Regions from separate parts of the Homo sapiens genome. Here region 2 is linked to region 1. A link is a contact called in ENCODE Hi-C or POLR2A ChIA-PET data. All regions are on one chromosome and are shown on one strand. Each heading gives the region's core, a stretch centred on a gene start or an enhancer-like site at or near the end of the contact. The rest is flanking DNA. Distances are from core to core; before and after follow the strand shown. Region 1 holds the start of TAF8 (TATA-box binding protein associated factor 8). Region 2 holds the start of NFKBIE (NFKB inhibitor epsilon).

Region 1 (6,688 bases), core at 3,465-5,964:
TTCCCCACCCCCAGCCCTCCCTAAACTTCCTCTTGTGGTTTTTCAAGAGTACAACCTGTTCTCCACAGCCAAGCCAGTGCCTGGGGCAGGGGGCCAGGGCGTGCCAAGGGCTCCGCTGCACCCCACCCTACCAGCGAGTGAGGGAGGAAGGTGCGTGCGTGGGAGAAGAGCAGCTTGGAGGTTTATAGTTCTTAAGGTTCACGTCCTGCTTACCCGTTTTCTCAGTGCAGCCACCCTCCACCCAGTTCCCACCCTCGACTCCCAGCATCAATACCCATGCCCCCAACACACATCCCTTTCTCAAAGACAGATGCACGAAGTGCTTTGACTGCAGGCAGAGAGGGACCGCCTCAAGGCCTCCCCAAACCTGTGGGGAGGGCCCTTGTAAGAAATTTAAAAGCGTTTCAGAAAGGAGGTGGAAAAGGGGCTGGAATCCATGGAAACTGTCCCGTGCTCTCGCTTGCATCACCAGCATTATCCCAGCCTGTCTGGAGGGACTGGGTAGGATATACAGATGCAGCTTTGGAAGCAGGAGCTGTGGGAAAGAGAGGTGTGAGCATCTTAAGCCTGGACCCACTCCTTGGCCATCTTCCTTACTCATCTACCAAGCTGGAATGCACATCTAGAATGTGAGCATCTCTGCTATTCTTAATTCCCAACAAAAGAGGTGTCTTGGTTTCCCAAATCCCCAGATTCTGGCACATCACGTCCAAGTTGAGAAGTTCTTTCTTGAATATAATCTTAGTTCATTCCTCCCGGTTTATTCATATTCCTCCTTTCCCTTTGAGTGAGGCTTACACAGGGGGAAACATTCATACGTTTGTGTGCACGCACACACGCGCGCGCACACACACACACACAGCCATCAGGAAAGGATACCAGCTCTGTGCAGTTCCCACAACTCTATTCCAGGCCTGCTGGGCTCACTGTAAACAGTACCAGCCCTATGGCTCAGCTAACAGATGGCTGTATCATCCAAGATACAGGACCACAGACTCCCTTTAGGAAACTCCTAAGTTCCTGGCTCAAGTGCACATTTTTTGTGGTCAGCGAAGGAGGCAGGCTAGCCTAATGGTTAAGAATAAAGCCTCCCAAATCAAGTGACCTAGGTTTAAATCCCAGCTCTGCCATTTGTTTCTTGTGTCTGAAGGAAGATTACTTATCTCCAGTGCCTGCGTTTCCTCGTCTATAAAATGGAGAGAATCCTAATGCCTACCTCATAGGACTATATTAGGAGGTTTAAATGAGATATGATCTCTAAGCCACTTAGAAGAGTACCTGACAGTGTTATGTAACTGTTAGCTAGTATTCTAAGCCCTTGAGGGAAGGGGAAGCCGGAAGGAGAAGATGTTTGGGACCATGGAGGTCATGATCTCAATAACTGGCATAGACTAGAACTCTGCTACAATTATCAGAGGCTTTCAGTGTTAAGTTCCAGGGGAAGAAACTCTGATTTGATTACCATGACATCCCCAACAGCTGTGGGAATAGCCTGTGCAGATGGAGTATGGCCATAGCAAATAGGTGCTGAATGAATTCATAAATTGCTGTGTCAGTCATTTCCCGAAGGAGCCCCAGAATTGAACGGCCAGAAGAATCTGTGAGGAAGCAAAGGGAGATCCACTTCTCTATCCACGTCTGGTCCCAAAGAGAAATGAGGTGGTAGGCAGAGGGCAAGGACTCGTCAGAGGAAACAGTCTCAGAGTCCAGGGATGAGGAGGGGGTGCCCAGGATTGTGTGGACTGTCACATCACCCCCAGGTGGACCCTCCCAGCTGTACCCAGCTGGGAATTCCTGGGTTCTTGGGACCCAGCCCAGAAAACTGCCTTTTCTGGGATTCATCCTGTTCATTCCCTTGATGGTTAGACAGTGGATTAAAGGGAGCAGGAATTGTTTCTGGGTCGCCCCTATATTCCAGTGTCCAACACCACAGCTGGGGTTCAATCCAGTTCTGTGGAATAAGTGCCCCCAAAGACTTCTATGCTTTTCATCCTTCTGAACCCAACTCAAATGTCCTTTTCTCTCTGAAGCCTTCCCAGCCACCCCAGCCAGTGTACTTGGCATCTATGTCTATTGTTTTGTGATCCATATTAGCTGTGGATGAATAACATCATTGCACCCTCAGCATTCCATATAATGCCAGGCACATAGTAGGTGTTCAATCAATGCAAATGAATAACTTAATGCTCCCTTAGTAACAGCAACCAATTTATTCAGTTATTCCTCTTGTTGGCACTTCAAGAGACACAGAAGAAGCTAAGATCATCATCTATGTATCAATCAGACACCACTGAGGGGTCCCTCCCTCCAGTTTCATCCCGGTGCACTTGCCAGAGCACTCACAGACTCCCCATCCACACTGGTCTGCCCTCCTACTGGCCTTCCACCCCATCTTTGAGGCATGAGAAGACCAACAGCCCGGTAAAGCCACGGGGCTTCCAGATCAGCTGGAGGGGGTTGTGCCGATGTGTGTACATACAGAGGGCTCAGGGCCTTTGGGGGTTTCTCTGCCCTTCAATTCCGTGCAGAACACCTCACTCAGTGGGAAAGTGAGCCAAGCTTTCGGTGCCAACTAGGAAGTGATGAGGATGCGGCGACCCCATTGACCCACCCAGCACCGATCCCCAACGCATGGTCTCCAGCCTGAGCTGACATCCCATCTACCCCGGTTTCTCCAGCACCCAAGCCTACCTCCTCGTCAGGTGACCTCCCCGGAGCACCGACTGGGGTCGCAGGCGCTCTGTCCCGCCGCCTCCGGAGCCTGCCTTTGGGGAGTGGGGGTGGTCGCAACCACCAGCCGCGAGGAGAGGATTGCACCTCTCCCCCCCGGCCGGCATCCGAACAGAGCCAGTCTCCACCCCTGCAGTGGCGAAGTGTTTACAAAGTCCGCGCCGCGCCGCCGATCCAGAGCTGGGCAGGAAGTGGGGAAGAGGGGGCGGAGGAGACAAAGGGGCTGGTGCTCTGCTCAGCCAAGTTTCGGTCCCCGGCCTGACTCTCCCACCCCCTGTACACCCTCGGCGAGGCCAGGAGGCTCATCCGGCGCCGCGCACCCCCGCCCGCAGCCCCCGCCCCACGCGGCATAGGTGCGGGGGCGGGGCGCCACGGAGGCTCAGGTGTGGGCGGCGGGGCCGGGGCAGCACGGGTTCCCGGACCGCTGCCTCCCGGCGTTGGCAACTCCTCCACGTGCTATCCAGGAAGTAAACAACATCATGAGGAGCGACTTCTTTTTCTTTTTCTTTTTTTTGAGATGGAGTCTCCCTCTGTCGCCCAGGCTGGAGTGCAGTGGCGCGATCTCGGCTCACTGCAACCTCCGCCTCCCGGATTCAAGCTATTCTCCTGCCTCAGCCTCCCGAGTAGCTAGGACTACAGGCGCACGCCGCCACGCCCGGCTAATTTTGTGTATTTTTAGTAGACACGGGGTTTCACCATGTTGGTCAGGCTGGTCTCGAACTCCTGACCTGAGGTGATCCACCCGCCTCGGCCTCTCAAAGTGCTGGGATTACAGGCGAGAGCCACCGCGCCCGGCCGATTTCTTGACTCTTACTACACGTCAGGCACTGTGACAGACTCTTTCTGTGTATCATCTCATCTTTCCCCCAGCTTTACAGAAGAGGAAACTGAGACACACTGAGGATTAAGGTCAAGTGCCCGAAGTACCATAGCTGGCTAGTGTTAGGATCCAAGCCCAGAATCTGCGTCCTGCCAGGCACCTGCAAATGGGGACGAACACGGCGCAGCTAGAGGGGCTGACAGGCTAGGGAGAAAACCACTGGTAGCCGCGGGCACCCCACGCCCTGGGAGTGAGGCGGCAAGGGACAAGTCTCCCGCCCCCTAGACTTGCCTCGCAAATACTTGCGGGTCGAGGGCGCGAAGGCAGCAGGATGCAGCGATAGACTTGGACTAGGTGGTCCAGGCTCTACTTCCAAGTGGGCCATTGACAGGCGGGGCGGCCCTCAGCACAAAATCACCAGGCTGGATGCTCCAGGGTTTCCCAACATTACTCGCTCAGAAGAATCATCTGGGGAGCTCCTTAATGAGAAAGATTCCCAAGCCCCTCTTCCAGAGAGTGAAGTCACTGGGATTGGGCTGGGCCCAGCCAGGTGTTACTAATAATAAGACAAGTTTGGAAAACCCTGCGAGTGTAGATGATCTCCTGGTATGCTCTTTATAAGAACCGATTTTCATATTAAAATAGGTTTCTTTTAACTCAGTGAAACCGGGCGCGTTTTCCTGGCCCACAACCAAGCCACTGAAGGCCCCAGAACACTTCACTCTCAAAAGGTCACGTGAGGCTGGCGCGGTAGCTCACGCCTGTAATCCCAGCACCTTGTGAGGCCGAGGCCGCGGACTGCTTGAGCTTAGGTGTTCGAGACCAGCCTGGCCAACATGGCGAAACTCGGTCTCTACTAAAAATACAAAAACTAGCGGGGCGTGGTGGTGCCCGCCTGTAATCCCAGCTACTCCGGAGGCTGAGGCGGGAGGATCGCTTGAGCCTGGGAGGTGGAGGTTGCAGTGAACCGAGATCGCGCCATTGCACTCTAGCCTGTGAAACGGAGCAAGACTCTGTATCCAAAAAAAAAAAAAAAAAGTCACGTGAGCCGGGGTCACCGGAGGCGTCCCCCAACCGACTGGGCTTCGGAAAACCAAGGGGCGCACGCCGCCCCGCCCCGCCCCGCCCCGCGACTACAAGTCCCATCGCGCCCCGCGCTCGCGCACACTACGCCAGAACAAGATGGCCGACGCGGCGGCCACAGCTGGGGCCGGTGGCTCCGGAACGGTAAGGGCAGGAAGCGCGGGCTCGGAGCCGAGAGAGTTTGGGTATCCTGCAACTTTCCCCTCGACTGAGCAACAAGATAATGCCCAGAAATTCAGCCCCATCATGAGCTCCGACTGGCGGAGGGTGTTTTCAGGCCGTAGGCGCCCCCTCCTTGGGACTTGGCTGCGGCCTCCGGAGTTGGCGGACCTGTGTCTTGATTGGCTCGTTCGCTGTTGGGGGTTGGGAGCCCGGAACACCCCCGATTGGTCTGAAGATGCCGTTTTCGCCTTCTTATTGGCCGGCCAAAGTTGAAAGGCATTCCCGTTTCAAAATATTTAGCTTTCTTACTTTTTTGTGCTTTTATCTTTTGCCCTCCTCTCCTCGCGGTCACCTCTTGTTACTGTTTTCATTTTCCCTTTCAATGAAATGGTGTGAAGATGGGAGGCACAAGAGAGGGATCCTGTTTTTTCTGCGGGACACGTCTTAATCCCATCATGCGTGTTTCTTCAGCTATGTATTCTAATAATCTGCTAAAGTAGAAAGTAAAAGACCTGCTATTTTATCTCATTGGGACTGTACGTTTTAGGTAAGCGGAGAAGTGGTCTCTGTATTTAAAGCACCTTGGGTGCTCAATTTTTACTCAGTTGGCCAAGATCTGTAAATCTAAACATTAAGCACTGATTTTTAAAATAAAATTATTTAGTAAAATAACTTTGCTTGCCGTTGACCACGTATGAACTATGTGATTGCATCCTTCTCCTGTGGATGAAAATCTCTCTGCTGATTCACAGAGATCGGGAAGTAAACAGTCCACTAACCCTGCCGATAACTATCATCTGGCCCGGAGGAGAACCCTGCAGGTGGTTGTGAGCTCCTTGCTGACAGAGGCAGGGTTTGAGAGTGCCGAGAAAGCATCCGTGGAAACGCTGACAGAGATGCTGCAGAGCTGTGAGTACATGGAAACACTTGGCCTTGGAGTCAACCCCAACATCAGTTCTGTGCCCTGCTTTGTGATAGTGTTTGAGAGGATTTAAGAAACAAACTTTTTTCTTAAGAGGGGAGAAAAAAAATTTTTTTTAATGTAAAAAGTTGAGAAAAGAAAACAGCACAATGGGCCGAGCGTGGTGGCTCACGCCTGTAATCCCAGTACTTTAGGAGGCTGAGGCGGGTGGATCACCTGAAGTCAGGAGTTCAAGACCAGCCTGGCCAACGTGGCGAAACCCCGTCTCTACTAAAAAACACACAAAAAAATTAGCTGGGCGTGGTGGCAGGTGTCTATAATCCCAGCCACTCGGGAGACTGAGGCAGGAGAATCGCTTGAATCTGGGAGGCAGAGGTTACAGTGAACTGAGATCGCACCACTGCACTCCAGCCTGTGAGGCTCCATCTCCAACAACAACAACAAAAACAGAAAAGAGCATAATGAAGTGACTTACAGGCTTTAGAATCAGATAGACTTGGTGTACATCATCACTCTGTCACTTAATAGCTTGGGCAAGCCACTGAATCTCCTGAACCTCAATTTCCTCATTTCTGAAATGGGATAACAGTTTCTACCTCATGGATTTGTGAGTGTAAGTGAGATGTATATATAAAACATTCAGTGCTGGGGAGATTTTAAGCTCTTGGTGAGTTATGGGTGCCCTTAAGGACTTTTGTTGGGGAGTCAGGACTAATTCCCCATGCAATAGATATCATCACATTATGTAATGAAATGCTAGATTGTGTGATACAAAGAATGAAGGGGAAAAGCCCCCCCCCCCTTTTTTTTTTTGAGACAGAGTCTCACTGTGTTGCCCAGGCTGGGGTGCAGTGGCACAATCTCAGCTCACTGCAGCCTCCGCCTCCCAGGTTCAAGCAATTCTCCTGCCACAGCCTCCCAAGTAGCTGGGATCATAGGCGTGCACCACCACGCCTGGCTAATTTTTGTAT
Region 2 (6,688 bases), core at 2,635-5,134, 2.2 Mb after region 1:
CCTCTGCCTGGCTCTGGCCGCCCTTCCAGCAGGCAGCGGGCACAGGCCAAGTGCTGGCGCTGGCAGGCCACATGAAGGGCTGTGTCACCATGCCGGTCCTGTAGTGCCCGGCTGGCCCCCTTCAGCACCAGTGCCCGAACTGCGCCCGGTTGGTCCAGATGTACAGCCAGATGGAGTGCTGTCTGGAGGCACAAATAGAGGGTCATGGGGCCACTGCAGCATGCTCCCACCTCTGGGAACATGCTTGGGCTCAAGAATCACCAGCTGCCAGCATCTTCTTTGAAAGCAGCTTATAAAGGCCATAACCTGTTCTTCCAAGGAAATACTACCGAGCCCTTCCCCTGTCACACCCCTCCCCCACCAAGCTCTTGGGATCCCAATTCTGGAAGCAAGGTGAAGAAAGTAGCTCTCTGCTTTTCTTGTAAGTCACCTTAGGCCCTGGAGAAAGGACATGTAGGAGGAGAGTCTAGCCCCTCACCCTGTGAGGAGACCTCTGTTACCCCCAGGGGTTAGGCTGCAGGAGGAAAGATAGAGGCACCGGGCAGTCTCTCCCTGGCAAAACTCTCTGTTAGGCTCCATTCAGATGGCATCTCCTCTGTAAGCCTTCCCTGGCTGCTGCACACAGACACTGGACCCTATAGCAGCTGGTATGTGTCTCTATCACAACTCTTGTCACCAGGCTGTGTATTTAGCTGTTGATACAAGTCCCCCAGCCCAGGATGCAAGCACCTCAGGACAGAGGCCATGTCTTACTTGGGTCTGTCTCCTCAGTTTCTAGCTCAGTGTCTGGCATATGGTTTCCTAAGTGAGCAGCCTTTGGACTGGTATGGCTGCTGGGAATGGCTGCCAGGGCACAAACAGGTATCTGGGCATAACATTCTCTCGCCACCAACCTGGTAAAGGTTATTTTGAATGTCCAGGACCTCCTGGGGCAGCAAAGCCAGGCAACAGAGCAGCACCGCTGGGGCCTCATGAATCACTGCCAGGTGGACCAGCCTAGGGGAGCAGAGGCGGGGCTTAGAGTTAAGGGCCCAGGCCAGAGGGAGTGGGTTGGGGTCTTGGAGTTAGAAGGAACACATCAAACTTTAACTAGCTACCCATAGGGTAGGTCCAGGAAGTGAGAGTGTGGGCCAGGAAGTGAGGGTTGGTGTGGGAAGCCAGGATCCTAGGGTTGGAGCTCCAAGTTCCCACTGCTGGCCTTCAGGAGGGCCTTGGCTGGGTGGGCATGTGGGCAGGGTGCTGACAGGACAACAGCCTTCCTGTCCAGCCTGCCCACACCCACTCCTCTTTGCCCTCAGGGCTCTGCCGAGCCAGCTGCAGCTCAAAGCCAAATTGAAAGCTGCCGAAGTAGTCCAGAGGGGGTTTCCAGGGCTAAGCACCCCACCACCCCAGCACACAGGAAAGAAGGAGACAGTTGCAGGGTCACCCCGTACCCCCAAGCAACTCAGTGTTACACATTCCAAGGGAGAGACACAGAAACTCTTGGAAGAGGAGCAAGGAGACAGTGCAGCATCCTGTCCTGCTGCCCTTCCCTGGGAGTCAAGAGGCACCTCTCAGATAGCACAGACCAGGTCGGGCCTAACAGAGGCCCTCCATTCCTGTGTGCACCTCCAAGAGGAGGTCTTTGTAGTGCAGAAAATGTATTTGTTGAGGGGGCCAAGAACCTTAATCTAGGGGTAATGGGGGCAGTTGGGAGGGGAAGTTCCAGTCTTGGGGTTTCCCCACGTCAGGTGGGGAAAACGAAAGCCAGTGATGGAGGGTCTAGGCCGGGACAGCTGCCTTGGGGCATTAGTGAGGGGGGTAGATTGGCTAAAAGGCCCGTCTGGGCTGGGGAGGGGGCTGCTTGGGCAGGAGGGTGGCAGGCTTTAGCAGCAGGCAGCAGGAGAGGCCCAGGAGAGTGACGGAGGGAGGGAGGAACTGCTCTGGAAATCCCCTAGGCCAGGGCCTGCTCTCTGGGTCACATTCTTGCAGCCACCTCCCTCTCTCCCCCAGTATCCCCTCCTCCCACTTCCTCTTCCCACTTCCATACCTCCCACAGCCCAGACACCTCCAACAGAGGGAGGAAAGTGCCCCCTGCTCTCTGGGGACTCGCTGGGGAGCCCGGACATTTCTCCCCTCCACACACACACCCAATCTGGACACAACACCTGCTTCTAACTAGAGATGGAAAAGGCTGGGGCTGAGAGGCTAACAAAAGACGGCAATGTCAAAAGTCCCCTCTCCTTGGATCAAAGGTCATCAGAGGTATCTTGCGTGCAGCCCCCAAAACCTTGGGGTTCTGGGCCTGAGGGCTGGTGATCCAGGCAGAGTACAGAAAGGACTGGGTCACTCCTCTCCCACCCACTGGGTCCACCAGCTGTCTTTATCAATGGCCACCCAGGATTAGGACCCTGCATCTCCAAAAAGCAGGTTAGGACAGCCACCTCCTGCCTCCCCTACTCCTATTTATATGAGCACCCTTGACCAGGGATTCCAGCCCTCCCCAACTCTATTTCTCATCCCCAGTTCCCAACCTTTCCCTCCTCTGTCAATGTTTTCTTCTTCCTGGGGGGCTAAATCCTCAACTGGCCAACCCATCCCACACAACTGCCTTTTACTTCAACTGCCCTCTGGCCCACTCCCACCAAACTCCATCTGGGTCTGGAGGAGGAAGGGTTAAGTGAGGGAGTGAGACACGACAGTTAGTGGGACTGGGGGCTCTGGAGGTAGAGGATGTCAGGGACGCTGACTCTAGCCCTCACTTCCCCTTTCTTAGCAGAGGAGGAAGTAAGCTGGGGCAGCCAGCCGCCTGTCTGTCTGCTGGGGCAAGAGTGCCCCAGCCTGGCTCACCCCATCCTCCTGAGGACCAGTCCCAAACCTACACCCTGGTGGCACCCCCCATGCCTAGCTTCCTGGCCCCGACTGGCAACCTGTAACTGGCACCTGTTGTTCCTTGAGACAGAGCATTCTGAGGTCAGGAACTGGGAATCCCAGATATTGAGCAAATAAGGATGTCCCCTTCCCCAGCAAGAAGAAACAAAAAAACTGGACTTGGTCAGGGGAATTTTCTCTTCCTAAGGGTGGATTATTGGTAGATTTCCAAGATGCTGGCTGGGTTAAGGGTCCTGCCAGCTCTGCCCACCCCGAAATGGGAGGACAGAGATGATTCCATGGCCTAGCTGGACCTCAAAAGTGGGCTGAGAGTTAAGTCTGGAGTTTGGAAGAGCGAATGGGGACTTGAAGGATCTTCACGGGGGAGTGGGGGTGCCCGACCTGTTGCGGCTCTTGGGCAGGCCCAGAGTTAGCATCCCGATTCAGCCTAGCCCCCATACTCACGTGTCTCCGTCCTCGGAGATGTAAGTGAGTGCTTCCAGCTGCTGAGGGCTCAGCGCCCCCACGTGGGGGAGTGGCAGGCGTGGGGCCGGGTCCTCAGCCTCGGGGCCCCCCAGCAAGGACAGGGTGTAGGTGAGCGAGGAGGAGCCATAGGTGGAATCAGCCCGCTCCCCATCCGCGTCTTCCTTCTCCTGTGGTTCCTTGACGGGTCCCGGAGGATGGGTGCAGGGCTGGGGGCTGCCGTCCGAGGGCCCGGAGGCTGGAGCCGAGGTGGACTCGGGTAGGGAGCGCAGAGAGCGCAGAGACTCAATGCCAGAGTCGTACTGGCTCTCCTCCGCCTCGTCCGGCCCCTTCCGCGCCTCCGACATGCCCGCGGCTCTGGCCGGCCGGGGCCCGGTCTGAGCAGGATCCGGCTCCAGGCTCCGCCGCGCCGCCTTTCCGGGTTGCGGGTCCGCTTGGCAGAGCGGGCGCCCGGCCCGCGGCGGCCTCCTTCCCGGGCTGTGGGGCTCCGAGGGGCCGGCGCGCAGCGAGGACAAGGTTCGGAGCGCTGGCCAGGTCCACCCAGCGGTTACTGTGGGCAGCCGAACCGCCCAAGCGGGTCCTCCTCCTCGCCCCGCCCCTCCGGACCAACAGGGTCGCCTCACGCGGATGGCCCCGCCCCCTCCCCGCCCCCGGCGGGCGCTTCCGGAAAGAGGCCCCGCCCCTCCGGAATCCCCCTTCCCGGGCTCTGCGTAGGCTTGGAGTCTGTGGTTCCCGGGCCTTGACTCACTCCTTCGTTGATTCATTCACTCATTCATTCATTCATTCATTCACTCTTTCCCCCTTCCTCCTTCACTCCATTCATTAGTTCCACGCATGTACTGTTTCCTTCTTTCACTTCTATTTCTTAATTCATTTGTTTTATTTTTATTTTTTATTTTTTTGAGACGAAGTCTTGCTCTGTTGCCCAGGCTGGAGTGCAGTGGTTGATCTCTGCTCACTGCAACCTCCGCCTCCTGGGTTCAAGCGATTCTCCTGCCTCAGCCTTTCGAGTAGCTGGGACTACAAGTAGAGACGGGGGTCTCGCTACGTTGCCCAGGCTGGTCTCGAACTCCTGGGTTCAAGCGATCTGCCTGCCTCGGACTACCAAAGTGCTGGGATTACAGGCTGTGAGCCACCGGTCCCGGATCATTCATTTGTTTTAAAAGAAATATCTATTAATTGTCCGTACAAGCTGGCATCTTTGGGGGAGGGCATGTAGGCGATGGGATGGGGAAGCACTGCTTCCTATCCCCTGCCCATTTATCTCAATTTCTCTTGCTTTCTCATCTTTCCCTATCAGTGCCCAGGGGTACGGGTAGGGAAAGGGGACTCCCATTATCTTTAAAGGAGCAGTTCTCCTGGGTCCTGGAAGACAGTCTCCTGTGTCAACGTCCCACATCACATGGAATTGGGCATGAAAATGTTTTTTTGGAAAGAGCGTCTTCTCAGGGAAACTGTTGTCTAAAAAGTAAAGTGGTTGTGGAGTTTCTTCTTCCTCAAAGGGTGAAACCCTGGCCTTGGGTAGTTACAGTTTCTGGTCAACCCCAGCAGTCAAGGAAGTGGGGTCAGGTTGGGGAGGCCCCAGACATGCTGGGTTGCACTCTGCTCAGGTCCCCAACACAGCCCCAATCTTAGTCCCAAAACATCTTTCCTCTTTCACTGTCCCTGGGCCTAGGAAGGCCGTGGGAGCACCCTACTACAAGTGAGCCCTAAGCCCATGCTCCATGATTTATTCCCTCATTCCTCCCCACTATTCCAAGTGCTATCAGCCTAACGCCAGCAATGCCCTTAGAGGGTTATCCGCAAGGGAACATGTAGCTTTTCCATCTCCAGCATTGGAGAAAGGAAGGTGGATGAGTGTAGACAGCAACGTTTTGCAGGGGGGAGGCCAGCTTTCCCACAGCCCTTCCCCTGCAACCTCATTTTATTCATCCATCATTCACCTACTTGACAAACATGTATGGAAGGTCTCCTGTAATGTCTGACGTTGTTCTTTCTACTGGAAGCAAAACTGACTATCACAGTAATAACCAATAACCACCCCCCATGACCAACAAAAAAATCCCATGGTCCTAAAAAAGCTCCTTGGCAATTACAGCTCAGAGTGGTTGGGATAAGACAGAAGTGAGAACAGGGTGTTGTGGGGGCACACAGTGGGGCCAGCTACTCAGTGGGGTGAGAGGCAAGGAAGCTTCCATTTGAACTGAGAATGGGAAGGGAAGAGAGATAGGGAGAGGAGAAGGACCTAGTCTGTGGGGGGCGATTGGAGGCAGAAGAGTTGGGGGAGGGCTGAGGGGAGAAGATGGCCCACTGTTCTTCAACCCCATGTAGGACCAGAGTGGGAAAGACGTAATGAGCATGAAGCCCAGTGAGGAGCCACGAGGGGAAAGGCCTGGGAAATTGAAGCATCTCCTTCCCTTGAGTCAGCATGATTTCAGATGTTCTCAGTCTCCTCCCCTGACATGTTCCTCTCCGGTCCTCAAAGGCTGCAGCAAAAGTATAGTAATAAACTCCAGACCCAGACCAACTGGGTTCAAAATTTGGCCGAGCGCGGTGGCTCACGCCTGTAATCACGCCTATAAACTTTGAGAGGCTGAGGTGGGTGGATCATTTGAGGTCAGGAGTTCAAGACTGGCCTGGCCAACATGGCGAAACCTCATCTCTACTAAAAATACAAAAAGTAGCTGGGCCTGGTGGCACATGCCTGTAATTAATCCCAGCTACTTGGGAGGCTGAGGCAGGAGAATCACTTGAGGGTGGAGGTTGCAGTGAGCTGAGATCACACCACTGCACTCCAGCCTGGGCAACAGAGTGAGACTCAGTCTAAAAACAAAAACAAAAACAAAAAAATCCACACGAAATCTGACACTATCATCCCCATTTTAATGTTGGGAAACTGAGGCCCAGAGAGGTGAGTTGACTTGCTCAAGTTAAAATAGAAAGTGCAGAGATGGCTTCTCATCTAATCCAAAACTTTTACATATTTTTTAGTGGAACCTTCTTTTCTTTATCAAGAGGTAAACCACATAGGGTGGGAGTGTCTGAGCCCTCTGCAAGGATGTAAGAACTCAGGAGTGTGCAAGGACCTCCTTTTTATTCATACAGAGGCTGAATTTTAGGAAAAACCCACTTAACCCAGCCAGGTGTTTGGCTCTGAGCCGTAACAGGTGTGTGGCAGTCCCTTTTATGGCCACATGAGGTCAGCATTGAGTCACCCACTGGCCCCACTACCAGAGCTTGCACTCTTGACAGGAATCCTTTCCAACACTCCAGGAATGGGGAGGGGGACCATTGCAGTGTTATCTGAAAGGGTGACCTGGGGACTTTGACTTAGGCCACAGCATGGCTAGGGACC

What was found. A loop is a pair of places that touch in the nucleus more often than their neighbours do. ChIA-PET counts read pairs that join two places held with the same protein, here RNA polymerase II (POLR2A). Pooled maps may share reads with other maps.
Region 2: a pooled map shows a loop between it and region 1 (13-fold over the local background). The contact joins the promoter of NFKBIE here to the promoter of TAF8 in region 1. A Hi-C loop is called at or near these places in 5 of 50 pooled maps. POLR2A ChIA-PET finds 5 or more read pairs at or near these places in 2 of 52 experiments (OCI-LY7 and activated T-cell).

What each region holds. Positions count from the first base shown.
Region 1 is chr6:42,045,810-42,052,497 of GRCh38, forward strand. It overlaps TAF8 (TATA-box binding protein associated factor 8), which reads left to right and starts at 4,715. Exons shown (of 9, transcript NM_138572.3): 1 at 4,715-4,777; 2 at 5,548-5,704. The coding sequence starts at 4,733. It also overlaps a transcript of CCND3 not described here. RefSeq lists enhancers at 1-93, 1-67, 4,338-4,889, 4,671-5,220, 4,890-5,441 and 3 more and a silencer at 2,952-3,201.
Region 2 is chr6:44,261,667-44,268,354 of GRCh38, forward strand. It overlaps NFKBIE (NFKB inhibitor epsilon), which reads right to left and starts at 3,885. Exons shown (of 6, transcript NM_004556.3): 1 at 3,316-3,885; 2 at 894-996; 3 at 1-182. The coding sequence starts at 3,680. RefSeq lists enhancers at 1,510-1,569, 1,580-1,829, 1,840-1,959, 2,040-2,089, 3,012-3,511 and 1 more and a silencer at 3,430-4,099.